Linked DNA regions of Homo sapiens: all the other regions are linked to region 1. A link is an interaction called in ENCODE POLR2A ChIA-PET data of the cell type or tissue named here. Cell type or tissue: MCF 10A. All regions are shown on one strand. Region 1 has its middle 28 kb from the start of LINC03055. Region 2 has its middle 57 kb from the start of RREB1. Region 3 overlaps LOC101928004 (a long non-coding RNA gene). Region 4 has its middle 50 kb from the start of RREB1. Region 5 overlaps LOC101928004 (a long non-coding RNA gene). Region 6 has its middle 21 kb from the start of LINC03055. Region 7 has its middle 30 kb from the start of LINC03055.

What was found. ChIA-PET counts read pairs that join two places held together with the same protein. Peaks named below come from ENCODE experiments on the same cell type or tissue, not always from the same donor. Only the 100,000 strongest peaks of a DNase experiment are listed, where the experiment ranks them.
Region 2: POLR2A ChIA-PET joins it to region 1 with 10 read pairs; 3 of 35 experiments call an interaction of 5 or more read pairs at or near these places.
Region 3: POLR2A ChIA-PET joins it to region 1 with 19 read pairs; 4 of 35 experiments call an interaction of 5 or more read pairs at or near these places.
Region 4: POLR2A ChIA-PET joins it to region 1 with 18 read pairs; 3 of 35 experiments call an interaction of 5 or more read pairs at or near these places.
Region 5: POLR2A ChIA-PET joins it to region 1 with 10 read pairs; 6 of 35 experiments call an interaction of 5 or more read pairs at or near these places.
Region 6: POLR2A ChIA-PET joins it to region 1 with 15 read pairs; 7 of 35 experiments call an interaction of 5 or more read pairs at or near these places.
Region 7: POLR2A ChIA-PET joins it to region 1 with 30 read pairs; 5 of 35 experiments call an interaction of 5 or more read pairs at or near these places.

Annotation. Positions count from the first base shown.
Region 1 is chr6:6,855,221-6,859,220 of GRCh38, forward strand. No RefSeq gene overlaps it. Among named protein-coding and RNA genes, the nearest start is that of LINC03055, 28 kb to the right of the region's middle. RefSeq lists an enhancer at 1,436-2,635. In MCF 10A, no CTCF peak of the experiment used is centred here; DNase peaks (open chromatin) are centred at 1,491 and 2,111.
Region 2 is chr6:7,048,881-7,052,880 of GRCh38, forward strand. No RefSeq gene overlaps it. Among named protein-coding and RNA genes, the nearest start is that of RREB1, 57 kb to the right of the region's middle. RefSeq lists an enhancer at 2,426-2,927 and silencers at 2,759-2,878, 2,909-3,358. In MCF 10A, no CTCF peak of the experiment used is centred here; a DNase peak (open chromatin) is centred at 2,101.
Region 3 is chr6:6,748,440-6,752,439 of GRCh38, forward strand. The region is part of intron 2 of LOC101928004 (a long non-coding RNA gene); the gene reads right to left. LOC105374901 (a long non-coding RNA gene) reads right to left here. Exons shown (of 2, transcript NR_187807.1): 2 at 3,467-4,000. Among named protein-coding and RNA genes, the nearest start is that of LY86-AS1, 130 kb to the left of the region's middle. RefSeq lists enhancers at 1,573-2,190, 2,811-3,428. In MCF 10A, no CTCF peak of the experiment used is centred here; a DNase peak (open chromatin) is centred at 1,762.
Region 4 is chr6:7,056,440-7,060,439 of GRCh38, forward strand. No RefSeq gene overlaps it. Among named protein-coding and RNA genes, the nearest start is that of RREB1, 50 kb to the right of the region's middle. In MCF 10A, no CTCF peak of the experiment used is centred here; DNase peaks (open chromatin) are centred at 1,342 and 2,152.
Region 5 is chr6:6,779,556-6,783,555 of GRCh38, forward strand. All of the region lies in intron 2 of LOC101928004 (a long non-coding RNA gene), which reads right to left. Among named protein-coding and RNA genes, the nearest start is that of LINC03055, 100 kb to the right of the region's middle. In MCF 10A, no CTCF peak of the experiment used is centred here; a DNase peak (open chromatin) is centred at 1,856.
Region 6 is chr6:6,904,763-6,908,762 of GRCh38, forward strand. No RefSeq gene overlaps it. Among named protein-coding and RNA genes, the nearest start is that of LINC03055, 21 kb to the left of the region's middle. In MCF 10A, no CTCF peak of the experiment used is centred here; no DNase peak of the experiment used is centred here.
Region 7 is chr6:6,913,839-6,917,838 of GRCh38, forward strand. No RefSeq gene overlaps it. Among named protein-coding and RNA genes, the nearest start is that of LINC03055, 30 kb to the left of the region's middle. In MCF 10A, no CTCF peak of the experiment used is centred here; a DNase peak (open chromatin) is centred at 2,103.

The sequences.
Region 1 (4,000 bases):
AAATCTATTTTCTGACGTCCTGAAGGACTTCTACTAGAGCCAGGAAGTATCATTAGATTTCCATCATTGACACCCTAACAAATCTTAGAGACTAAGGAGTCACATTTGCAGCCTGCTGGCCATCTCAAAAGCCTGTGCCTCTACTGAGGGAGTGGGAGAAAAAAGACCTCAGGACCAGAATTTAGTGAGATATTCTATAAACTCCAAATCCAACCATTTTCCATCCATTCATTCAACATATATTTATTGAGCTCCTCATGAGTGCCAGCCACCATCTAGGCATTGGAGATAGAGTGGTGAACAAGCCAACTAAGTCTCTGCTTCCATGGAACTTGTACGTTCTAGGGAAGGAGAGAAATCAGTAAACAAATGCATGTGTAAGACAATAGTCATCGAAGAGAATTTTAGGCAGGGATAAATACTACTAAGAAAACTAAGGCAGGCCAGTCATGGTGGTTCACACATGTAATCCCAGCACTTTGGCAGATCACTTGGCCCAGAAGTTCAAGACCAGCCTGGGCAACATAGTGAAACTCCGTCTCTACAAAAAAAATACAAAAATTAGCAAGTCTGGCTGGGTGCAGTGGCTCATGCCTGTAATCCTAGCACTTTGGGAGGCTGAGGTGGGTGGATCACCTGAGGTCAGGAGTTCAAGACCAGCCTGGCCAACATGGCAAAACCCCATCTCTACTAAAAATACAAAAATTAGCCGGGCATAGTGGCATGCGCCTGTAATCCCAGCTACTTGGGAGACTGAGGCAGGAGAATCGCTTGAACCCAGGAGGTGGAGGTTGCGGTGAGTGGAGATTGCACCACTACACTCCAGCCTGGGCAACAGAGTGAGACTCAGTCTCAAACAAAAACAAAAGCAAAAACAAAAACAAAAATTAGCCGGGCGTAGTGGCACGTGCCTATAGTCCCAGATACTCGGGAGGCTCAGATGGGAGAATCACTTGAACCCAGGGAGCAACAGAGTGAGACCCTTTCTCAAAAACGCAAACAACAACAACAAAAATTAGCCAGGTTTGGTGGCTTACACCTGTGGTCCCAGCTACCTGGGAGGCTGAGATGGGAGGATCAAGGATCAAGGAGGTTGAGGCTGCAGTGAGCCATGATTGCACTATTGAACTCCAGCCTGGGCAACAGAGCAAGACCTTGTCAAAAAGAAAAGGAAGAACGAAGGAAGAAACTAAGGCAGAATGGGAGATAGTGATGATGGGTGGGTGGGGTTGCATTCCACAGAGCTGTCAGATAATGGGAGGAAGGAGCTAGACATGGAGGGTCTGGGAAAAGCATCCCAGGATGAGGAACCAACAGAGATCCTGTGTCGCAGGACCAGGTTTGGAGGCTGCTGGCACCATGAGGACGTGAGGGCTGTAAGCTGGCAGAGCTCTTAGAGTGAGCATGCTGAGAGCTGTAGGTCATGGGTCGGAGCGTGGGTTCTATTCTACTGTGACAGGAAGTCATGCCGTGAGAGGATTTCCCCGCAGTGAAGTCAGGTGATTCGTGTCCTTAAATGCTGCCCGAGGACTTCTGAGTAGGTGGAGCCTAGGGAGGGAGAGCAGAGGCAAGGGGATCAGTCGAGCCCCGCTGGTGGGATGAGTCTGCCGGGACAAGGGGTGCTAGCTGTGGTCCTCGTCTGCCTTGTTCTCAGCTGTATCCTGGCCCCCAGATGAAGCCTGGCCACAGTGTACTTGGTAAATAGTGGTTGCAGGAATGACTGAAATCCTGGCCTGAGTGAGCTCACAACTTTCCATATGAGGCAAATAAGCAGATCTGTTGGTTATGACCCAGATACGTGGTGACCAGGGCAAACGTTTGTCAGAGGAGTGACGGGTGGGGGCTGGACTGTCTTCCCGGTACAGCTGTGGAGGAAAGCAGGCAGTGCAGCTGGGACATGCAGCCGCTGTCCCCTGGGGCTGGCGGAAGGGTGTGGAGTGACGGAGAGGGAGAGCTGCTGATCAGGGAGCTGGGCATCCCGTTGCAGCCTTACTGGGAAGCTTGCATCCCAGAGCCGACTTGCCTCACCTTTATTCAGGGATTCAGGCCCTTCCCCTCCCCCAAGGGCTTGCTTAATTCCCCTGGCTTCCTTGAGGCATACTCAGAAATTCCTTTCAGTTCCCCTTTCTGCTGGCTGTGCTTGAGGCAGGGATGGGCCAAATACCCTCCACGCCCTTGGTCCATCCAGAAGTACTGAGTCAACAGCCCTTTCCCAGAATCTACCTCCATCTCTTTCCACACCTGCAGCCGGACTGTTCCCAGGAATGAGGTGGGGCAGGACCTGAGAGCAAAGTGTGAGCTGGTGTGCAGAACCACCCGGAGGTGGAAGGAAGCTAGAATCTAGTGTAGGGTGCCTCTGACACTTGTCCCACACATAGATCTCCCAGGGATGACTGTGTGGGTCCGAGGTGGGATGGAAAACTTGCATTTCTTACAGGCTGCTGGGGATGCTGGTGCTGAGGCTTCCGATCACCCTGGAGGCACGGCTCTGTATGAAGGCAGGGTGAGGTTGGCAGAGGAGAGATAAATACAGTCACAATTTACTGAGTGCCAGACACCGGGCTAAGGGCATTATGTGAATAATCTCTTTTAATCCTCACCAGCCCTGTGAGTTGGCACCATTATTATGCCTATTTAACAGATGAGATTTAGAAAGACTGGTGAACTTGCTCAAGGTCACAGAGCTTGCAAGTGAGACTTGAACTCAATTGTCTGACTCCAGCAGTTGAACTATTAAGAGAAATTCCGAGAGGATAAATCTTGATCGTCTGACTATGATGTGTTGTAAGCAACAACTAGAGAAAAGATCAAGAAATGAAAAAAGATGCCCATACAGCCAACAAAGGGAAGGGTGTATATTGTATATGCAGCTATGACTGGACCCAGTAGAATTTCAGGATGCCTCAACTTCTGAACCAATCAAGATTAAAAATAGCTGTGACAAAAGAAAAAAGATAGCATGACACATTATCCTCTTTGCTTCGAATCTATCTAAAAATCTATATTTCAGGATAAAATTCCCTTCAGATTTAAAAATTTCTCTTTTATTTTTGTTGTTCTACCCCACCACATCCCAGGGCGTTTCGTTCAAAATATGTAGTAAGTTATTTCTCTAAATTGTCTTTGTTTTTTATGTATAAAGTATAATAGATAAGCACCTAGTATAAATTATTTCAGATTACTATACTACTGTACAAGGTAAACAGGAGATATGCTGAAATGCAGTTGTGGAGTTACGGCCTGACTTGGTATGAATAGCCTTTAGGTGTTGGACAGGGAAAAAAATGTTGGACAGAATTCTCCTTGCTGGACATCGTGCACATTGAAAATTAAAATACGTCGTGGAATTTAAGTATTTATAATCAGCACAACTCAAGTAAAAGCAACAATCTGGTTTAAATCCTTCACAAAAGGAAACTCAACGTTGGAGCATCTGAAGGGCGTACTAGCCCAACTGTTTTCTTTCCTAGGGAGAAAGTCCCTTGAATGTTACACAGGCTTAAAGCATGACCTTGCATTTTCATCCCTTGGCTTCCTCATTTTTGTAGATTTCAAATCAGACCCGAAAGACCGTCTCACGTGGTTAAATAATGTAGTGTCTGGGTTAATGACTCCAAAATGCAAAATGAGACCGGAGAGAGAACAGACTGTTTCTCCTATAGGCTGCCCTAACTCTCAGCCTCTGGGTCCTCCAGGCGCCCCATAAACATAATCTTGTGCGCTTCTGCTCATCACACCTTGTATGAGTACTCCACGGGTTTATTATACACGCAGGCTCTTGGTGGGGAGACAACAGTGAAACTGATAGATTGTAATTCACGTTCCAGTGAATCCTATGCAGGAGGGGAGGAGTCTGACCACAATAATGAGGCGTTCTTTGTCTTAGTTTTGCTTTTTTAACAAGTTTCCTAAACCTTGGTGAGCTCCATGCTCAAAGGAGTTCAGGGGCATTCTATTCAGGAAATTCTGTTTTTCCTTATAAAATTGGAATTAAAATGCT
Region 2 (4,000 bases), 190 kb after region 1:
GGATATTTTATTTGCTTATAAAAATCTCTGCTTTACTTCTTACCTTTAGTAAGGGATTAGTGAGGTAGATTTTTCTTTCCTATGCTCAATTTTTTTTTTTTTTTTTTTCCAGAGACAAGGTCTCACTCTGTCACTCAGGCTGGAGCGCAGTGGTGCAATCACAGCTCACTGCAGCTTCAAACTTCTGGGCTTAAGCAATCCTCCCACCTCAGCCTCCTGAGTAGCTGGGACCACAGGCACATGACAACATGCTCAGCTAATTTTTTGTTTTAAGTTTTTTGTAGAGATGGATTTTTTCGTTGTTGCCCCAGGCTGGTCTCATCCTGACCTCAAGAGATCCTCCTGCTTTGGCCTCCCAAAAGGCTGGGGTTACATGTGTGAACCATCACATCTGGCCTTCTATCTCCAATTTCATTTGTCTTTGGAAAATTGTACATGCCTCCTGCTCTTTTTTTTTTTTTTTGAGATGGAGTTTCACTCTTATTGCCCAGGTTGGAGTGCAATGGTGGGATTTTGGCTCACCGCAACCTCCACCTCCCAGGTTCAAACGATTCTCCTGCCTCAGCCCCCCGAGTAGCTGGGATTACAGGCATGCGCCATCACGGCCAGCTAATTTTTTGTATTTTTAGTAGAGATGGGGTTTCTCCACGCTGGTCACGCTGGTCTCCAACTCCTGACCTCAGGTGATCCTCCCGCTTTGGCCTCCCAAAGTGCTGGGATTACAGGCATGAGCCACCGCGCCCAGCCTAGAGTACACTTTCATGTGCTCACCACCCTTTCTTATTTTTCTATAACAATGTTTTGGGGGACTTTTTGTAAGTAATTGGGGAGTGGCTTAGTGCCAGTCTACTTTAAATAAGACATTTTTATTGACTCCTACAAATTAAAATAATGCAGGAGGTAGTGTAACATGGATTAGATATATCAGATGCATGAATTTTCCGACATACTAAATGTTCACTGGAACCAGTTCTCTAAAGATGGTCCTGATTCAGTTTCCACTACAGCCAAATGTGAACAGGTCTGCCTCTGAATGTTTCCTCAAATGGTCTTTCTCTTTTTGGTAATTATACTAAAATTTAGTTTATCAGTTGATGATTCCTAATGACACCATTTTGAAACGTGAACACTTCTCTCAACCCTGTTCAAATCTGGCACAATTCCTAGAGCAGCAGAGCAGCAGTACCCAGAAGGAACACTAGCCCTGGGCAAAATCCTCACCAAAAAAAACCAAAAAACAAAAAACAAAAACGGTGACTGAACAAACATACTTAGGAAAGTTTTCATATTATAAACTCTTCGTGGTGATTCACAAACACCTTAGCACATCAAAGATTCTGAAAGGCCTTACACTGCTGTATTTATTTCTTGTGTAACAAATATACTTGATTTAACTTGCTTAACTCAGCATTTCTCAAACTTCCTTATTTTATGGACCACTAAGAAAGAAAATCATAGCCAATTAAACTATGACCCAATGCTAAGATGGCACCAAATAGAAGACATCAGAGATGTTAACATTCAAAACTGTGTATATCTGGGAATAAATGTGTTGTGATATATGACCACAGAGCCCTTTTTTCAAATATAACTTAAGGCCATATTGAAGATTTAGTTCTTTGGAATGGTATTCTGGAAAACTACGCTCTAGCCTAGACTTTCATAATTATTTCAGAGGAAAAGGGTAGAAGGTTATTTTTTTTTTCATTAAGAAGTAAAAGAAAATAATGTCGTGGGATTAGAGAAAAGAGAAAAAGAAGTAAAAGAACCAAAAATGTTGAATCCAAAAAAAGAGAAATACTGTTCACCCGTTCGTGGTGTGAAATAAATTGACCTTATCCAGTTAAAAAGTAATTTCCAGGTACACATCACAATGTAACTGTCCAGCTGGCCTCATGAACATGCAAATCTCTTTAAATTAAGATGGCATGTAATTAAATCGTTCAGCTGGTTGCCAGGCTTCTCCGCGCAGGTAGTTTACTTTCGCTTGAAATAACCCCTTTGCGTCTGAAGATCCCCACACCCTGAAGTGACTCAACTTCATAACACCACCATTGAAATCTCTAGCTTTACAGGCAATAGGCTTGGCCGGAGAGCATCAGTAACTCGGCAGTGAGTCAGATGAAGAGCTCTGGGGAGGAAGGTTGGAGGCTAAGTTTGCTTGCAGGGAATGGGTGCGGTTGAGCGCCCGGGCCTGGCCAGAGCCTCCCAGTTTACATCCTGCTTCCCTGTTGCCAATCCGACTCCCGGGAGCCGCCCTGAAGGGGTGTGGGCAGAACTTCGGGGACATGGGGTACCATCCCAGGCCGTCCCAGGTTCCCTGTACTTCTGGATTTAGCCCCACTGAAGCTTCAGAATGTCTGAACTACATGAATTCACCTTCCGGGACGCGCACCTGGGACTAGCGAGACCGGCAGGGCTTTGCGCGGTCCTTAAGACCCGGAACAAACACCTGATGACCCCGGGGTCACCTTCACACTCTCCTCTGCCCCACACCTCGTAGCCCCCGCCGGCGGCCTCCTTCCAGGCTGGGGCCTGCCTCTCCAGGCGGCGTCCCCCGAGGGCGGCTGCGGCGCGGAGCCGGGCGGTAGGGCAGCAGCCCTGCGGCGGCTCGGGAAGAACAACTTGTGCGAACTGGGCCGCGCTTCCCCCGGGCGCTGCATCCGCCTTCCGAGATGCTGGCAGCCCGGGACGGCCTAGCGCGGCCCTCTCCTTATTTATCCACCGAGCACAGTTTCCATGGTTCCGCCGCCATCCTTCCGCCCCCTTCCTCGCGCGGAGCCCAGCGGCAGTCGAGGGCCTGGCTGGTGTGGGGCTGCGGGGTGCGTGCGCGGCGCGGGGCCCGGGCGTATTTTTCAAGCCTCGGGGCGCGTGGGTGCGCCCCCCAACTCCTGTCCCCCGAGAGGCTGTGCCACTTCCGCAGCCCCAGCCCAGTCCCTTCCCCACTGGGCCGCACCTCCAGTCTGCCCGCAAGGCGCCGCGCAGCCCCCGGCCCGGCCCGGTGGCGCGGGGGAGGGGCGCGCCGGGCAGGCAAAGTTGCTGAGTTGCTCTGCACGCTCAGAAGTTGCAGCTGCGACGGCAGCTTCCCTCCCCCTTCCTGCACTGGGCTACCCGGAACGCACACCCACCCGTCACCACCCGCTACCTGCCCTCGCCCCTGCGGCCCCGGCCGGGACTCCACAGCATCCCCACCCTGCGCCCGCGAGGAGCCCAGGTTTCCAGCGGAGTTGGGCTGGGGGCGGGCGCACCCCATCTCCCCGCTCCGCCTCGGGGGAGGCGGGTGATGCGTGGAGGGGGTGGTTAGGATCCCCTCTACCGAGTCGCCGCTTGCCTGCGGCGCTTTTGCACTTTCCTAAGCTGAGCAGCTGTGCAGGCGTCGCCCGCCGGCCCCTGCGCCCTCCTAGCAAAGCGGGGTTTGCAGAACGGGAACTGGGCGGTCTTCCCATTCCCTCCCGCAAGGAATTTTGCTGTGAGGGTGGAGAGGGGGCGGCGGGGGGCTCGGCTTGGGGCTGAGGTTGCCAACAGGTGCTCGCGGGTCCATGTGACCGAGGAGGGAGCGCGCAGGGAAGCCGGGGGTGGGGGTGGGGGCGGGGGCAGGCTCCCTCGGCGTCCCCCCCGTAGTGCCCGACGCCGGGTGCACCCAGCCGGCAGCTGTCTGGGGAGTGCTCGCGGATGGCTCCTCGGAGCGCTGGCGCCCTCGCGGCCTGTCTGGGAGGAGGAGGAAGAGGAGGGGGAGGGAGGGGACGCGAAAGTGGGTCAGGAATGTAACTGGATGCTGCATACCCCCCACGCACACCCCCGCTGTGGCCGACCGAGGCGGCCAGCTCCAGCCTTGGAAAGCGAGTCATTTGCTGTTGTGGTTCCCCAGCATTATCGGTGGACGGTTACCAGGGGATCCCGAGGGATGTGTTTCCCTGTGACCCTTTGGGAAGGAAAACTTGGTTGCCTCAGTAACCGAGTTTGGCTTGGATGCAATGATGCAGTGAGTGTTCTAGGTGAG
Region 3 (4,000 bases), 110 kb before region 1:
CTTGGTCTCTTTCTTTCCTGTGTCTGTACCTCTGTGCATCTCTAACACACACACACACACACACACACACACACACACACACGGCCCTTCTGTAAGCACACTTTCCTCGCTGTCCCAGTCCTCTCAGTGTCCACGCTCCTGCAGGCGCTGACTTGGGTGGCGGTTGCAGAGGAACCAGTAGGACTGGCACGGCCATGGCCATGGAGCATGTGGTCCAGGGCACAGATAGCAGCAGCTCTGGTTCCAAAGGCAGTGCGTCCTGCCAAAGCCTTCTCTCTCTGCATCTCAAGGTCACAATAATAGATTACGAAAGAGTGGAAAAGCACAGCTCAGAAAATGGGCCATGGGGACTTTCCTCTGGGTGAGGAGGGAGAGAACAATGCCCGATGCGGCAGCAGGTCGTTTGAGCTCTGCTAGGGAAGGAAACGCGGAGCGTGAGGTCCCTCCAATGCCCGGCACCTGCAACGCCTCCTGTCCAAGGGCTCTGAAAACACAAAAATTGGGACCATTGGAAAATGATTTTTAAGGTGCTCTGATGTAGAAGAAATTCCATCACAAACATTAACCTGTTTCACAAGAATCAAATATTTACTATTGTGTTTCATGGTGGCTACTTTTTAAGTCCCTTGCAAATTAAGGTAGGACAAATGTTCTCACAAAATAAACATTCTCCTGTCTTCAGAAACCACTGATAAATAGTCCAGGCCGATGGATCCTTGCCTCTCCTCAGAATAAGGGAGGGCTGTTATTTTAAAGCAGCAAATAGAACAGATCCTCAAGTGCCCTGGCGGAACAGAAGGCTGGACTGTTAAAGTCTGTGACACTCTCAGTGATGACGTTGGTTTCTAAGGGCTGCAGCAGCCATACCCAAAGAAAACATTTTATATATGATGATGTAGTAACTATACTTCAAGTCTTGACTTAAAAATGTATAATTCAACAACAAAATTACAATTTCTCTGTAAAAGGAGCACTTTTTAAAAATCCAAGCCACTTACACTGGTTTGAAAATATTTGGGGGGTCTTAACTGCTTCTGAGGCTATAGCAAGTGGTTTCTCATAAAATCAGACCCAAGGGAACTCTCTGAGAGGACCCTAGGCACTTAGATTTTATTCCGGGTATAATTTATTCCAAACAGTTTAGCAAAATGATGGTCACATTATAAGAGCATACTCTGGATGCAAAATGTCCAGGAAAGACAGAAGTAGAGGTGGGGTCCAAGAAACAATTCCAGTCTCCTAGAAACCATGCCTTCTGCTCAAGCCAAGTGCTTCTCCTGATCACGTCCTCCTGGTAACTCCTAGCAGCTGCGAGCATTGGAACATAGTCTTACCAGTTCCGGAGCCACCAGGCACCTTCTCTGAACGTCTGAACTATCAGCCCCTTCCCTCAGAGCAGGCCTGCAGGGACTCAGCAAGGCTGGGTGCTGGAGGGCCACTCTGTAGGTCTGGCCAGAGGGAGACCACACCACCCAAAGAGCCATTCAGCGACCAAGGCTCCCCTGAGCGGTCGCTGCTGGTGACACAGGCCCTTTGCTGGGAGAGCCCAGCCCTACTCAGAACAGAAGGGCTCACTGCTCCAGCCTCCAGCCTTCAATCCCAGCTGCAGCTTTTCAGCTCTAGTTTTCCCTCCAGGTTATCTTCCCTCTGTGGCTTCCAGCGGGTCACCCTGTGATGCTGCAGTTCCCCAGTCTTTGCAAACGGGGGAGAGATGACTACTGACTTCCGCGATGATTCATGCTGGTTGTTTACAGCAGAGACAGAGGCAGTGCGCTGCCTGCACGTCTTGGAATTAGCTGAGCTGTGAGGGTGCAGCGAGGCCAGCACCGGGGTTCCCGGGTATGCCAAAGCTGGAATTGTGCTGCTCCTCTGCAGAGGTGCAGGGGGAGGGGGGAGCAGGGATACAAAACCTTGCCGGTCAAGGAACGCAGTGTTCCTGGCCCTGTCTGGAACCTTCACAAAGCAGGTGGGAAGGGAAAGTGCATGGGTAAGACGGACTTCCCAAAACAGCTTCTGCCAAATGAAATAAAGAATATCCAGTTCCTCCTTTTTAAATAAATAAATATATATATATATATATATATAAAATTATGAAATAATTTAAATACGTAGAAATATGCAGAAATAATAGATCAAAGGCCCAAGTACCCACTCATCAGCTTTAACATTTTGCTGTCTATACTACAGATTTTTTTATTTTCAAAAACAAAAATGTAATCAGTCAAGCAAGCACATGGCAGCTCCTGAAGGGATTTGATGTTGAGCAATCGCAATATCAAATGAGCCCACCTCCAGTTCTCCGCTGAACGGATCAGCTCATAGGTGTTACTTCCCTCACCCTGCCACCCCCGAGTCTCTTCTGTTGCTTGTGGGACACCGTGGCGAGAGCTCCGGAGTCCAGACTCCACTGTGGAGACTGACATGGTTCCCTGAGCTCCCTGCTTGGTCTCCTGTCCTGCCTGGTCTGAAGTCCTGCCTACGAAGACTGATGGCACTGTACCAATGCAGCAGCTTCCAAATCACTGAGCAAGCAGCCCCCAGCTTCCCCTCTCCCCCTGAGCCCACCTTCTCTCCACGCTCCCTTGTCCCAGGCTGTCCATAGGCACCATTTGGCTCCAATTCCACATCATAAGCGTTTCTATGAATATAGGCTTTGTGGAATGTTTATTCATAGGACATTAATCCCAGAGGGGAATAAAAGCAGTGCTGTCCATGACATTATCTGTGTTAGCCTTGGATTGTCTGCTGTAAAATGCTAATTGCAGCCTCTGGAGTTGAGAAGGTGTTTGTAGGAAGCCTGAACAGGGAGCAGGAGGGCAGGCAGAAGAGGCAGCCCAGCCTTCTAGGATGCCAGGGCCCTCAGAGGAGGAGGAAGGCCTGAGGCCAGGCAGCAGGTAGACAAGGCACAGAGCCTGGTTCTGGAGCTGGGCCTGGGAGGAGGCCTTTGTACTGCCCAGAGGAGGGGCCACAGTGTCCCTCCAGCCACCTGCTCACTGGTTTTACCAAAGCTGGTATCCACACATCCCAAGGGTCTCCTCAGAGCCCATGCCGCTGAACAAACCCACGTTTTTTAAAATGAGAGTGACACCAGCCTGCCCATCCTCACAGTGCAGCAGGGTGTGAGTGTGCAGTGGGGAGCAGGGAGCTAAATCCTAATATACGTGATGTATTTTGAGATTCCAAGGAGCTCCTGGATATGCATTCAAGGGTGGCAGTGTTTCAGGAGGGGCAGATGGGTGTGCAGGCAGCCACACCCTTTCCCCTCCCCCTCCCCCTCCCCCAGCAATTTGTTCCTTTTCAAGTTTGAGACACGCAAGTCTTGCATCTGTGTCTCTGGAGCCGCCTACACAAACCAGCGCAGAGATCACAGGGCTGGGACTGGCTGGCGACAGTTCGCTCCCTTAACTCCAGAGGAGGAAATGGAGCCAGAGGTCGTAAAACGATGATAGAATCGAAAACAAGACCATTTCTTTCTGTACCCCACACCCTTTTTACTTTCACAATGCACACACCCACACCCCACATGCACACTCACACCCATGTCCAGGGTGGCTGGACAGAGCCCCTCCCAGTACTGCCATTCATTTTGCATACATGTTTGGCTGGCTAGTGGGCAGGATTATGTCTGAGAAAACCTCCTTTTAATCAATCTGATGCTTGCCAGCCAAGGAGCTGACAACTGTGCAAAGCACTGAGCCATGGGGCAGTGTTCCGTTTTGTCTCCTCTGGGCAGCTGACAAGATGGAGTCCCTCGGAGGTGAGAGGATGGTTTCTAGAAGCACAGGAATTCTCAGTAGTGGATTAAACTGCAATGCAGACCTTCTGCATCCCCAGTGGAGAGTCAGAAGCCTGGGAGGATGCTAAGCATTCCAAGCAAGCAGTCTTCCAGAAAACTGCCAGCTTCCCCACAGCAGCCAGGGTGATGATGGGAAGAGTTGCTGCAGTCCTCGGCTTCAGCTTGTCCAGGAGCCGGCCCAGCACACCCAGCAGACTTCCCAGA
Region 4 (4,000 bases), 200 kb after region 1:
CCGGGAAGCCACTGTATGAGTGACTGTCAATGAAGTGTCAGACAAAAAGTGCCCAGGAACTTCCAGAAAGGCCAGAGAGCAAAGCAGGCTGGGCCAAGAGGACTGTGTGGAGTACTAGGAACCAAGTTTAGCTTTGTCAAAAGTAGAACGCAGAGGGAACGAGGGAAGGGAGAGGGGAAGGAAGAAAGGTTCAGATGTTGCGGGGTGCTGGGTGTGTTCTGGGAGGGTGGCTGTTAGGTGGCAGCCATCAGGAAGTGCTTCAAAGGGAGATGGTAGGACTTGAACTTAGGCCTTAAAGGCTGTACATGATTTTATACCTAGTGAGAGAGAGGCATTCCTAGTGGCATAAGCCTAGTGAGATAAGCCAAGAGGCAGCAATTTGCACGACACCTTTGGGGAATTTGAATAGGTCAGCTTTGCTAGAAGAGATGGATCATGTATGAAATCTGTCATTTAATGATAGATTATAGTGTTAGGCCCTTATATGCAGGTAATAGGGAATTATGAAAGGATTTTGAGCAGGGGAAATACATGGTCAAAGTTGGATTTGGGGAAAGTTAATCTTATAGGTCCGATTGGAGTGGGAGTTTAGGGGCCATGAATGGCTATTGCAGGGAACCAAGGGGACCTGGACAAGGATAGTATCAATGGGAATTGCTTGGAACACAATGCTTTGTGAGTTGTTATGAAAGAAAAATTGTCATCATTTTATAGTGTTTAGATGTGGAAGGCAGGAGATTGAAGAGTCCAAGATGACAGAGGATTTAAATCCAGAGAGACCTTGAGAGGTGGGACTATCAACAGAAATGAGAACAGGAAGCCAGTGTTCAAGGTAGGTTGAAGGGTTGATTTGCATTTAAGGCTAGGAGGGGTAGCTGGGTTTAGGTGAGTTAGGGGCAATCGATGGGTCAGGGCTGAAACTAGAGCTGTGAGTCATCTATATAGAGGTGATTATCATTCACACGTGTGAATGAGCACCTAAATTTGAATTTGGTGGCAAAGGACTAGTTTTAGGGAACATTCACAATTAGAACTTGCCTCAAAATATAATTTTGCAGGCCGGGAGCAGTGATATGCTTGTAATCCCAGCACTTTGGGAGACTGAGGCGGATGGATCAGTTGAGGCCACGAGTTCGAGACCAGACCTGGGTGACAGAATGAGACTCTGTCAAAAAAAATTTTTTAATATATATTTATATATAAATTAACATTAATAAATGTAAATGTATTAATAAAATTACATATATATGTAATTTTGCAGATTGTCCTCCTTCCTCATAGAGTGTAAGTTAGTCATTCCTTGGCTTTAGTTAGAACCGATACGCTGACTCAGCACTGTTCCAACCAAGTGCTTTAACCCAGCGGCTCCCTAACCTGCCTCATCAGATTAAGAGGCCGCACCACATAGTTGTTGCACCAGAATCTCCTGGGCCAGCAGTCCATTTTTTTTTTTTTTTTTTTTTTGAGACAGAGTCTCGCTCTATCACCAGACTGGAGTGCAGTGGCGCGATCTCGGCTCACTGCAACCTCCACCTCCTGGGTTCAAGTGATTCTCCTGCCTCAGCCTCCCGAGTAGCTGGGACTACAGGCGCGTGCCACCATGCCCAGCTAAGTTTTGTATATTTAGTAGAGACAAGGTTTCGCCACGTTGGCCAGGCTGGTCTCCGTCTCTTGACCTCAAGTGATCCACCCGCCTGGGCCTCCCAAAGTGCCAGGATTATGGGCATGAGCCACCGTGCCCAGCCAGTCTGTATTTTTAATAAGCTTTACAGGTCACTCCGGTATGGATCATTTTGGGGAACCAGTTTCTTAGCTAGTTTGTTGTAGAGCCTGAGACCTTCCCGTGAGACCTCCTATGTCTCTCCCAGGGAGAGAAAGAGCTCAAACTTTTTATGAGTTCGTTTCAACCTGTCCTTTTGCTTTTGTATATGATGGACGGTCATTGATAGTGGTGCTCAAAGTTGTTTTTATCCAGATGACCTGCTGCTTTCCAAATTTAGCACTGGTCTGAAAGAGTGGAGGGATGTGTCAGAAGTCCTCTGCCCTGCTGCTAGGCTGGAAGGAGATTTGGGTTGAAGAGCTATGTGGAGAGTGGAGAGTGACTCAAACTTTGTACATTGAAGCTTGTTGGAATGATGCAATCACCCAGGCATTGGACAGACCACTTCCTGTACCTTTGGATACACAGACCCAGGGTGTGGTATTTGGCAGTACTCTCAGGAGTAGGCTGGCTGATCCTCTTCAAGGGAGCTGAGTAGTCAGAGGTAAGGCCAGGCAGGCTGCAGGCTCCAAACCCACAAATGTTTCTAGTTTAGAGATAGATGGATTGTCAGAAACTTGGAGGGGGATTTCTAAAAGGTGATGAGTATGAACACCTTTCTCAAGGAATACCTGGCTCTCTAGGTATATGTTTCTTTCTTTATTGTCAGAAGACAAATGTCTGTCCTGTGGAGCAGCAGTTACACACGTTGTCACAGCCAGCTTTGAATTAGTTTGATGCTGATGATCTGCCTACAATTATCATTTGCTCTTCATTTTCCCATTTGGTTTATAAGCTGTAAAGAGACGAATTCACCTGTCTATATTATTACATGCCTGGTGAATGAGCAGGCGGAAATGAATGTTTAAAATTGATGGTGGAGGGTTTGAGGGGTAGGATCACACCACACCCCACACCCCATACCCGACTCCAGCATCACATACACAGAATTCAAGCTGTCCATTTTTCTAAGTCTCTAACTGTTGAAGCCAAGGGTGGGTCATTTTGTTATTGCTCCACCCCTACCCAATAAACAGTGGAAGTTGATAGAGTCTAGTGGGGTTTTTTTAATTGTGGGAAAGTATACATGTAAAATTTATTATTATGGCTTGAAGCCGGGAAGCAGAGGTCACAGTGAGACAAGATCATGCCACTGTACTCCAGCCTGGGCGACAGAGCGTGACTCCATCTCAAAAAATAAAATAAAATAAAATAATTTACCATCTGAACCATTTTTAAGCACACAGTTCAGTAGTGTTAAGTGTATTCACATTGTTGTGCGGGAGAATCTAGGTTTTTAAAAATCCATTTAGAATATAAGGAAGTATTCTAAAAATGTCAGAAAATGAAACCCAGAGTTATTAAAAAAAAACTATACATGAAAGAAAATAGTTTTATGTGCAAACACAGCATTTGTATTCTATCCTAAGAGAAGGCACATAGAATGTTTTTCTTGTAGGACAGGCTTGCCTGAGTCTGTCCTTTCACAGTAACTAATTTTAATCAGTACAGAGGAAAAAGACAATCTGGTGCTTGAGATGGCTTTAAGAAGCCAGAAATAGGCCAGGTGCAGTGGCTCATGCCTGTAATCCCAGCACTTTGGGAGGCCAAGGCTGGCAGATGACGAGGTCAGGAGTTCGAGACCTGCCTGCCCAACATGGTGAAAACCCATCTCTACTAAAAACACAAAAATGAGTCGGGAGTGGTGGTGTGTACCTGTAACCCCAGCTACTGGGGAGGCTGAGGCAGGATAATCACTTGAACCCGGTAAGTGGAGGTTGCAGTGAGCTGAGATTGCACCACTGCACTCCAGCCTGGGTGACAGAGCAAGACTCCGTCTCGAAAAAAAAAGACTGGGTGCGGTGGCTCACACCTGTAATGCCAGCACTTTGGGAGGCCAAGGTCTTAAAAAAAAAAAAGCCAGAAGTAGTGCTAGCATCTTGTTTTGTTGTTGTTTGTTTTTGAGACAGAGTCTTGCTGTGTCGCCCAGGCTAGAGTGCAGTGGCGTGATCTCGGCTCACTGCAACCTCCACCTCCCAGGTTCAAGCAATTCTCCTGCCTCAGCCACCTGAGTAGCTGGGACTACAGGTGCCCGCCACCATGCCCAGCTAATTTTTGTACTTTTAGTAGAGATGGGGTTTCACCATGTTGGCCAAACTGGTCTCAGACACCTGACCTCAAAGGATTCAACTGCCTCAGCCTCCCAAAGTGCTGGGATTACAGGTGTGAGCCACCAGGTCC
Region 5 (4,000 bases), 76 kb before region 1:
TTTCTTCCTGAGTCCAGGACAGTCTTCTTGTAAAATTTCCCCTATTCTTGATGTGTCGGTTTGCTTCCTCATCCTACTGTGTAGCTTGTCCTTAGCCTGCCCCCGTATTTCCAGTAACTTGAAGGATAGGTCTAGAGGCTTGATGAGATTCAGAATGAATGTTTGGGCAAGAGCATGCCCTGAGTGAGACTGTGTGCTTTATGCTGCAGCCCATCAGGAGGCCCACAAAGTTGGGTAGTGTCATGATGAGTGCTGCCAAGTTTGACCATTTCAGCCAAGTGGTGACCATCGGATCTCTCCATCATGAAGGTGCTTTTATCCCATGCAATTAGCAAACAACTCTGGAGAGATTGGCACATGTGGGTCCCCTGTGCCTCAACAATCCGCCCAATGGCTTGGCCCCATTGATGATCCTTTAGGGTAGCAATCATTACATGAACAGCCCATCAGTTGTAAAATGCCTAATGGATGACTGGGAAGAAGAGAAAGGAGGGTTGAGGGAAGACACAGAGAACAAGGAGTAGAAAGCTGGAAACAGGGAAAACAATTCTGAAAGCTTTGCTGAGGGCTTCCCCTATTTATATTCAACTTTTCCAGAGTCATGAACCCTTTAAGGAAATGCTGGCCTGAAGCAATGACTAAAGAGGGTCTTCTGCACAAGCCTGCTTCATTAGCAAAAAAAGAAATGCATTTCAGTGTGTCCGGGTATCTAAATTTTGTTCTGAACTTCATCTCTGACCTTAGCCAAGAAAGAGCTAACAAATCAGGAGGATGTGTACAGTCGCACCCCAGATCGGGTATTTGGACAGCGGACTTACATGCGACAAGAAAGATGCTGTGCCCGCTCAGCGTACCTGGACCTCTTTGTACAGGGCTCGTTTATCCAGCACACTCAACAATAGGCATTCATCCAGAACTCTCAGTTCCAAATCGTTGCTTCTTTCAAAGCAGTACTTGCTCCGCTCTTCAGAAACAAGTTTCTTTGAAAGATACAAGTGGACACTTTGCTGACCAGTTCAACCTATGCATTGTCTCAGGTAAACTGTTTTCTTTCAGATTTTAGGACATTATGTGTGTCTCCGTGAAGAATTTGGTGAATGCCTGCATCAAAAAGTATTTCCCATGGACTCATATATTTATTTTTTTATTATACTTTAAGTTCTGGGATACATGTGCAGAATGTGAAGATTTGTTATCGACTCATATATTTAAATCACTTCAGTTTATCTCAAAATACATGTCTTTTAAAAGACATCCCAATATTGAAAACTTTGTTCTCTGTTGCCCAGGCTGGAGTGCAGTGGCTCAGTCTCGGCTCACTGCAACCTCGGCCTCCCGGGTTCAAGCTATTCTCCTGCCTCAGCCTCCCAAGTAGCTGGGACTACAGGTGTGCACCACCATGCCCGGCTAATTTGTGTATTTTTAGTAGAGACAAGGTCTCACCATATTGGCTAGGCTGGTCTTGAACTCCTGACCTCGGATGATCTGCCTGCCTTGGCCTCCCAAAGTGTTGGGATTATAGGCGTGAGCTACCGTGCTCGGCCTGATTCTGTGGCATTCTGATTAGACTTATGACAGTCAAGAGCCCTAGCCTCCAAAACAGAAATTAAAGTTTACTCCAACACACACAAGGGGCAAGCACAAACTCTCTGGCAAAGAGTTGACAATTAAGCAGGAGCAGTAAGTCTAGAAATTCTATAATACACAGCACAGCATGAGGCTGGCAGCAGGAACCTGGCAGGAGGCTGGGGGAGGGCAGGGCAGAACACTTCTCTGACTTGAAGAAGCAGAGGAGGTGTCTCCCGGAGGGACTCCCCCAGGAATGGAAAATTATTCCCCAAGGTGGGAACTGACTCCTGGGAAGTCCGCCAGTGCTGAGTCACCAGGTCTTTATGAAAGCCTGAAGGAAGGCTACTCTCCACAAGCTACAGTTTCACGACTCCCTAGAAAGGACTAGAGTTATTTCAGGGGGAGTGTTTTTCAAACCTTGTATTTTTAAAATATGTATTTCAAAACAATGAAATCTTAAATTCACTTTAGTTTTATTTTAATGGATGCATTATTTCTAAGAAGAGGGAGAAAAGAGAATCCTATGATCAAGCAAACAGTTGCAAAGGGTGCTCCAGCTCCTGACAGGCTGGGAATTTGGAATCACTGCCCCAGAGAAGCAAATGCTAGATAAATGCTGAATTGGCAAATTCTTCAGATGCTTTTTTATTTTTATTTTTTTAAATAAAGAACTATAGTGTCTCTTTTCAACAATTTTACCCTATGCCTGCCTCCCAGCCTCCTGGACTCCCCCACCCCATCTTTTGTGCCTTGTCTTGTGCTACTTCATCACCAACAAATTTCTCCTCAGCCTTCCAATTCCCTCCTGCAGAAGTGGACACAAATTTGCAGGAGACTAACTTTGCAGGGACAGAAAAGCCCAACTAAGCAAAACATTCTAAGCTTTCAAAAGGAGCTGGCCAGAAGCTCTTCATGTAGGAAATTTATTGCCAATTACACAATCTCACTATTGGTATCAGCAGTGGAGCACTTGAAGGGCAGGAAACCAATTCTGACTTTAAAAATAAAATCCAGAGGGGAAAAAATCAGCCTGATGCTTCTGATGCACATTAAAATTGTGTGATTTTTTTTCCTAATAGACATAATAATATTATTTCTAATAACGAAGGGGAATGGCATTATTCTCTCTTTTAGAGTGTTCAGATTTGGAATACCATTCTTTGTGTTAGGGATCGAAAATTCTGTTTGAAAGTTCTATTCCTGTCCTTTCAACCATATTCTCTTTTGCTCTTCTCTTTTGTCATTAAACAAACAAAACACCAAACCTGTGTCATCTCTTGCATCTTGAGGTCCGGAGTTCAAGACCAGCCTGGCCAACATGGTGAAACCCTGTCTCTACAAAAGTACAAAAATTAGCCAGGTTGGGAGTTCAAGATCAGCCTGACCAACATGGAGAAACCCTGTCTCTACTAAAAGTACAAAATTAGCCAGGCATGGTGGCACATGCCTGTAATCCCGGCTACTAGGGAGGGTGAGGCAGGAGAATCACTTGAACCTGGGAGGCAGAGGTTGCAGTGAGCTGAGATCACGACATTGCACTCCAGCCTGGGCAACAAGAGCGAAACTCCATCTCAAAAAAAGAAAGAAAGGAAGGAAGGAAGGAAGGAGAAAAAGAAAAAGCAATCCCACTTTGCAAACTGGTCAGTGAGAACTTCCAGGAGCAGACAACACTGCAACCTTGGTCAGTGTCAAGGCCCTGGGGTCAGGCTGCCGAGAGTCAGTCCTGACACTGAACTAGGCAAGTGGTTTAACCTCACTCTACCTCAGTTTTTTCATTGGCAAAATGGGGACAGTCAGTACACCTATCTCATGTCGGGTGAATTAAATTAAAGAATCCAGGTAAAGTGTTCGGCACCATGCCTGAGAGCCAATCCTAACTATTACAATGATGATGGGCATCGCTATCTCCTTGTGCCCCCCAAGCAATCCCAGCTCATCTCTGAGCAATTCCTCTGCTTCTCCTGAAGGGCTCTGGACAAAGGCAAAGGAACATCCTCCTCTGGGAGGGAAGCTTTGGCTGTCAAATAAATAAAATATAGAATAACAAATAATTAAATAACAATTTGAAAAAGAATGTTGACATTTACACTAAGGGTGACCTGGTCCAATTGTTACTGGAGTTTTTATGTTCCATGTGTTGTATTTTTTTATTTGCTCAGTTTATTTATTTATTTATAGAAATAAAGCATTTTAAGTTTTATTTGCAGGCTTAAAATGCCCTTTTTTTGGTCACAGAGGAAACAAGTTTGCTTCAAAATCTGATTCTTTATCTAAATAAACTCACCAAATGACTAGTTGGCATTACACAGAAGTGGCACAAAAGATAGTTGAATCTCAAGAAAATTGATGTCTCTCATTCAGTAGCAAAATCAACCATTTTGACCATTGGTAGAGAACCAAGCTAGTTGTGAATGCTCATCTCTTCACCAAG
Region 6 (4,000 bases), 50 kb after region 1:
TTAGCAAAATATTGATAAAGGCTAGGGAATGAACATTTCTCTTAGCTTGGTTTTCACCCCAAGAAATAAAGCCTGAAACAAGGGTTTTGCGTGAAGTAAGTTTATTTTGGGAAGTAATCCCAGGAAACAAAAATGAAGGAACTTGAAAAAGGGAAAGACAATCTGAAAGGGTATTCCTGCACAGGTCAGTGCTTCGGGTAAATGGGGCTCAGTCCCACTGTGGCCCTCTTTGTTTTTTTTTTAGAGGCAAGGTCTTGTTCTGTCACTCAGCCTGGAGTGCAGTGGTACAATCACAGCTCACTGCAGCCTCGAACTCCTGGGCTCCAGTGATCCCCCTGCCTCAGCCTTCTGAGTAGCTGGGATTACAGGCACACACCACAGTTGTAGAGATGGGGTCTCACTATGTTGCCCAGGATGGTCTCAAACTCCTAGCCTCAGGCGATCCTCCCACTTTGGCCTCCCAAAGTGCTGGGATTATAGGCATGAACCACTGCACCCATCCCTGACTGGGTCCCTCTGAGGAGCCACTTAGAATGCACCTCCATCCCAGGAGCATGGGGAGCGATCTATCCCCTGGCTCCCATCCTCCATGGGTCCAGGACTGCCCTGGGCTGTTAATTCACTCCTCAGCCTTTCCAGGTTTGCCCAAGCTCGGAACAGCTGAGCAGGCCCCCCAGTTACCCCCCACTGTGGGAGTAAAGCAGCCCAAGGGCAGAAAATAGATACAACGTGTAGCTGAGGTAAGGTTTACCCAGCTACACCTATGTGCTGCTGGTTGCCACAGCAACACCTGGAAAAGAAAGTGGAGTGAGAAACATCAGAGAAGTTATGTGCGGTACCTAGTCCAGTGCTTCTCAAACTTGAGCATGTGTCAGAGTCACCTGGGGGGCTCGTTGCCACCAATATATGGGCCCCAGCCTCAGAGTTCCTGGTTCAGTAGCTCTGGGATGGAGATTAAGAATGACCATTTCTAACACATTCTCGTTTACGGGCATTAAGGCTTCTAAGATAGCCATCCATTCTGTACAGAGACACAAGGCTAATCAAGCAGAAGAAAGAGAAGTTTCCTAAACTGAAAAAAAAAATACATACATATTTCCAACAAATGCATAACATGGATTTCATCACAAGAATAGAGCTGGCATGCATTGTCACACACCATCACCACTGATAATCTACTGAGAATTGCTCATCTATTGATAGCCTAATGAGAATTTCAACATCCAGGAATGAAGAAGAGGTTGATGTTGGTTATTCTGTTTGTGCCTTATCCCTGCCTCATTCGAGATCTATTCTCTGTGAATCAGTGCAGTGTGGGAAATAGACAAATAAACATCATTCTCTGCCCTTCTCTGGGTCAGGGAGGCTAAACTCTCTGGACTGGACCATCCAGATTGGCCAACTGGAAGCACTATCAGGAAATCAAAAAGTGAGAGAGGAGAGAAGTAAGAGCGATTATTCCCCCTGCTCCCTTGTGGTTCTCCAGGGACTGCTGGTGGCTATGTCACCAGGCGGCTGCCCTCCTGCTGGAGGCTCATTTCTTATCAGACGCTGACAATTCTGTCCTCACCCCCCACATTGGGCATGGGGATTAGAGCTTCTCACTATTCCTGGTTCCGGGTGCCTCACCACTCCAGGCTCGTTCCCTTAACTCTGCTCAAAGTGCTTCATTAATAGTCTTTCCAGTTCAACTGTCTTTTTTTTTTTTTTTTTTTTTTTTTGGCCAGGATCCTGACCAATAACAGTGTGTTCAGAGGGGGGAAAAAAAAAAAAAAAAAAGACCTGGGTAAAGCTATACATCTGTATTTCTGAGCCTTTTGACATAAAAAAAACCCTGATAACACTCAAGTTGACATTGAAATTTGAAGACCTAAATGCAAGATAAAATGAAATGTAAAATGAATAAATAGATGAGTAATATGTAAACATAAAACAAGGCCTTGGGATGATTGTGTCCATTAAAGATATACCAAAAACAAAACAAAACAAAAACAAACAAACAAAAAACCACAAGAAGAACTTGATAGAGACTTTTTTCTTTCAATCCCTAAGGAATTTGCTACAGGCAAGGGAGAGGCCCCAGAAGTACTAATTTGTGCTATATGAAACTTTCCCCCATCTACACACGTTCTGGGAACATGGAATATTGGCACGAGAAAAGATAGTGTAATTTAGGCTGTGCACATGAAAACCTTCAGAAGCATCTTGGGAAACCTAAGATAAGATCAGACAGAAATTAAATAACCAGAGAACACACTGCTAACACAACGTGTTGCAATCAATTTAAAGTTCACATCTTGCTTGATCTATGCATCCATAATGAAATCAACCAAAAGCTGAGGGCTCTTCCATCAATTTCAACTCTATTCCACAGCACTCCCCAGCCCCAGGCTCTGCCAGAGCTCTTGGGTCAACGTCTTAAAGAACGCTATGATGCTTCTGCTTCTGTCCTCAAGGATCCTATGAAAGTCAGAGCTTCCAGGAGGAGACCCGGTATTCTTCAGCAAAGATGGCCAGTCACTTCAGATCTTGCAGGGACTTTGTAAGTGAGGCACTTAAGTGAGACAGCAGGGTTTTTTACAGCAAGGGAGGATTTCGTTTTAGGCTTGCTGCTCTTCTAAAAGGCCCTCTGTTCTTTTTTTCGCTGTATACACTGTGCCCTGTTGTTTTCCAGATTTCCATGGTTAAGTCCAGCACCCCTATTAAGGCTGTTTGAGTCCTTCAGAATTTGCAGAGCTTCTCTGCTAATCCGATGTGTGTAGTGCTTTTCTTTCAGCTGGGCGTGAATGTAGGGCAAACCAATGCTTTTGTTCACTACAGCAGAATTTTTCCCCATGTGATAATGTAAGATGTGGTGTGTGTCTTTAATCTTCTTATCAATGAGTCATTCTAGTTTATTGGTTCCAATATTTTACCTCAGGTGAGAGGACATCACGATCATGCCCAAAATAGTAGGTAATGAACACTTGCTATGTACTAAATGATGCATATTAAAGTACTTAATCCTATAGTAATCCTGCCAGGTATCCCCATCTTTACAGATGAAGAAATCAAGCTTAAGAGAGACTAAGAGACTTTTTCAAGATCATAGAGCTGGTCAGTGGCAGAGCTGGGATGTGAATCCAGCCAGCCCATTCTTTAATTCTTTAGTCTAATCCAGTTGATCTTGACCGAGGGTGACTTTGGCAATGTCTAAGGACACTGGGTTGTCACGACTGAGGAGATACTACTGGCATCCAGTGGGCTGAGGCCAGAGATGCTATAAGCATCCCACACCAGCACCCCCACAAAGAATCACACAGCCTCAAATGGCCACAGTGCCAAAGCTGACAGACCATGGCCTACCCACTGTGCTATATTAGGTTATAATCCTTTTTTGGTTTGCTTTAATGTCAAGGTATTTGTTAGGATGTCTTTGTTGGAATAGGTTATAGGCATGTCTCTTTAAGATTTACCCTTGATATATTAGAAAAAGTAAGTTCTGCTCCTCCCCCCAGTTTCCTTCATCTCTCTTCCCTTTCCTGAGTTGGAATAAAAGAATGATTAACTGTTTGGTAGAACATTCATTCTGGGAGAACAGTATGTTGTACTTGGATGTCCTGTGATGAGCTGTCCGGTTCTGGGTTTGACTTGGTAGGATACATCCAGGCAGCTTTGCAGATATATATAAAATAATTATCATAGGAGGTTAGAGAAAAGAATTCTCATGATTTCCTTGGCTCTTCCTGTACAGTACATTGAAATATCATACCAATTCTACAGTAGTTTGAGAAAAGCACAGTGCAGGGCTGCAAGCTGTATTTTCAGCTTTTATAAAAGGTCTTTGGGCCGGGCAAGGTGGCTCACACTGGTAATCCCAGCACTTTGGGAGGCTGAGGTGGGAGGATCGCTTAAGCCCAGGAGTTCAAGACCAGCCTGGGCAACATGGCAAAACCCCATCTCTACCAAAGGAAAAAAAAAAAGAAACAATTAGCCGGGCATGGTGGTATGCACCTGTAGT
Region 7 (4,000 bases), 59 kb after region 1:
CAGGCTGGTCTTAAAACTCCTGGGTTCAAGCAATCCTCCCACCTCAGACTCCCAAGTAGCTGGGACCACAGGCACGCACCACCACGTTTGGCTAGTGTTTTTAAATTATTCCTGTAGAGACGTGGGTCTCGCTCGTTGCCCAGGATGGCCTCAAACTCCTGGGTTCAAGCAATCCTCCCACCTTGGCCTCCCAAAGTGCTGGGATTACAGGTGTGAGTCACTGCACCCAGCCAAGAACATCATTTTTACTAGTTAAGATACCAGAGGGAGACAAACTGAGTTGATCTGGAAGCTTTCTAGACAGTCACTATCAGAACAAGATGCAAAACCCCAAGCTCTGCTGTTTCTAGATTATTCTTTGGCACATGTAACCTCTGAATCTCTCATGGGAAAATTCAATCCCTCTGCATTTTGCCAACCCTGAAATTGACTCAATCCCATTTTAAATGTTCACTCTCCCACCCCAACCCCTGCAACTTTCTGAATAAGTTAATTTTAACAAGGGGAATTTTGCTTTTCTTGTTAAACACATATGTAAAAGATGAGCTGTCTAATTGGTGACAGGTTATTCCAATATTATTGTAACAAAAACCATAGATCTCAGCTATTGTAATTCTTCTAAAAGTGTATTTTGTTTCTAATATTTCAATATAAATCTTTCAAGTGTTTGAGACACAGTGCTGCCTGCAGACAATTGAGGATGGAATATACAGACAATTAGACCTTACCCCTTGCAGTTCAGCATTCACTTTGGAAATAAAAAGCCTTTTTAAAACATTAGTATTGAAACAAGTTTGGGGGGCAGGTACTTTCCTTTTGCATTTATTTATTTATTTATCTATTTATTTATTTATTTATTTATTTATTTATTTATTTATTTGAGACAGGGATTCTCTCTGTCGCCCAGGCTGGAGTGCAGTGGCACAATCTCTGCTCACTGCAACCTCCATCTCCTGGGCTCAAGAGGTCCTCACACCTGAGCCTCCCGAGTAGCTGGGACTACAGGCCTGCACCATCATATCCCACTAAACTCTTATTTATTTTTAAACAGAATTATAACAGTAGTTTAACGGAGACATTTAAAAATTCACTTAGAATTACACCAATCTGACAAATAAGTTCTTGTTATTTTCCCTTCCAGACGCACACATAATTTCCCACCTCTGCAATCCTATCCTGTATGTTTTCAACACTGCTGAATAAAAATATCATTAGTTTTTGTGCATATTATTAGTAAGGGCTTGTTTCTCCTCCAGCTAGCAACACCTAGTAGCTGGGTATCTATGCATCATATTGGGTGCATAATAAATATGCACCTCAATTCATTTGAGGTGCATCTGATGAGTATTTATGCTTTTAGCTTGGTCACAATTCTTTCACATCCATTATTTCATTTCATTCTTACAGTAACTCAATGAGGTTTTATTATTTTCATAAATGCAGAAAATAAGATAGTAGGTTGTACTGTGGCCAACAGGGACAGCTTTTCTCTAAAGGATCAGGTAGAGAGTGAACTCTGCTGGCCATACGGTCTCTATGGCAACTACACAGCTCTGCCATTGCCCTGGGAAAGCAGCCCCAGACCATATGCAAATGAGTGAGTAGATCAGTGTTCTAATAAAACTTTATTTATAGATCCTGATATTTGAAGTCATATCATTTTATGTATCATGGAATACTATTCTCCTTTGATTCTTTTAGACATTGAAAAAATGTAAAACCACTCTTAGCTTGTGAACAGTACATAAACAGGCGGTGGCCAGATTGCCCCGCCTGTGGGCAGTAGTTTGCCAAACCCTGGCCCCCTGAATTAGGATGGACCATGAAAGAGCTCTAATTGGATTGTTTCTGCTTTCATGGGTGAGAAATCCCAGCCTCCAGAAGGCAGGTAGTTTGCTGTGGCCGGGTAGAACTAGAACTCAGATATTCTGAGTCTTAGTTCAGTGCACTTTCCACACGAAGGCACTGCTTAAAATGAAAGCAAATAAAAAGCCAGTTAAAGAGAAAACTGCAAAAACTGCTCAGCATTTCACCCAAAGACAAGAACACCCCGTACTGGCTGCTCGGCCGTTGCTACTTTTGCAGACAGCTTTTGGCATGCTTTCAGAGGGCTTGAGAAATGATCACTGGTTAGGCAGAAATCGTTCCAAGAAACAGACAGTGACTTTTGCTCTGCTACTTCCTTGCACTATTACAATTTAACTCCTCTTCTGCCTGAGTTATGAAATCCGTAAAATAAGGAAATTGATATTATCATTTTACCGTTTACGATAGTTTCACTCTTTATACCAGCTCTAGCAGTCCAAAAATACAATTCCACTTTTTCTTTTCCAGGTAAGGGCTAGCAAAGTGGTTGCATAACAACCACGACAAAGCAGCTGAACTTTCTCCATCCCTTCTGTTTGCTGGAGCTCTGAGTTTCCCCTAGCCTCTTTCTCTTTGTTCTCTACTGTTTCAGTAGGAACAAAACCTCACTAGCTGGAGGTGATAAGGCAGAGGAAAGGTGAGTCCACCCCTCCCAAAAATCAGACATTCTGACAGCTGGAGTAGAGACCACGGCTGTGTGTGTGTGTGTGTGTGTGTGTGTGTGTGGGTGTGTGTGGGTGTGGGTGTGTGGGTGTGGGTGTGTGTGTGTGATGCCACACTTCCACATGCCTGTGCTCATGGAGAGAAAATGGAGACAGAGTTAAACTTTTGGGAGGAAGGAAAGCAGAAGGAGGCAGGCAGCACTTGGTATAACAGAGTAGAAGTCTACCTAGCCATAAGTTTCACCTTGCCACGTGGGCAGAGAAAAGAACACTCTGGAAGTTCTTTCCTATTCCCTGTACTGTTGCCTCCATTAGCCTCTTACTTGATTCGTTCTCAGTGGCCTGCCCTGTCTCTCCGGCCTGGCTGCCCTGAGTCATCAGTCCAGACAGAAGGCCCTGGGGGCCAAGTCACTTCCCAGGCCTCCCTAGGCCCCTCGTTTGTGCACTGTGTGCTTGGTCCCACCTCCCCTGCAGAGCACCCCACCTGCGTGCTAGTCCAGTGTGGGCCAATGTGTGAGCGTCTGCAGCCTCCCCTCCTGGCCTGAGAGCCCCTGAGACCAGGGACTGCATTCACTGGACCCATCACTGGGTGCCAGCCCCTAGCAAAATGCCTGGAACACAGCAACAGAAACTGTTAAATGTTACAGAGCAAGTGAGCCGGGTTCCAAAAATGAAAAACTGAAAAATAGAAACCCACACTTTCTAATGAAGACTCTGTGTTGGTCACATAGGGCCTGCTGCCCTGGTGGGAAGCTGGACTGAGCTGGGGTCCACTGTGATCTCCAGCAGGGCAGAAACAGCAAGGGCCTTAGGACTCAGGTAATAAACAAGCCCTGACCTTCTGGGGGCGACAAGGATCATTAAGGTTATTCTCCCATTTGCCCACGTTCCACCTGGTGGAGGTGCTCAGTTGGCGAGAATCTTTGGCTCTCCTAAGACCCAAAGGCTTCTGTGAGGTGAGTCAGTGGGGAACGTGGCCTTGTCGACAGAGTGCACTGGCATTACCTGAGATGAGATCCGGGGGGAGTGGCCACAGAAGTGAAATGAGTAGCAAACTACACAGCCTAGAGTCATGCCCACAAGATGTCCTTTTTCCTGCAGGTTCTCCATCCCTAAAATTAACATTGTTACCATCTTTCTCCCACTTCACCCCTCAACTTGGAATATTGTCTAGCAAATACTGCATTGCTGCTTTATTCAGTCACTTTCTTACATTACCACTTTCAACATTTATTAAGCATCTACTATGTGACAGTCACTGAGCTGAGTTCTATGGAGAAAAGACAGAGGAAAAGCAGATTGGCTGCCCCAGAAGCTTGTAGTCAGTCTGGGGAAGTGGAGAAGTTAAATTACCCATTTGTAATCAATAGAATTTTATTAGGCACCTATTAAATGCCAGACACAATGAGAAAGTAGGTTAAATGAAATAATGAAGCCCATAATCCAGTAAAACTGATAAACAAATATGCAAA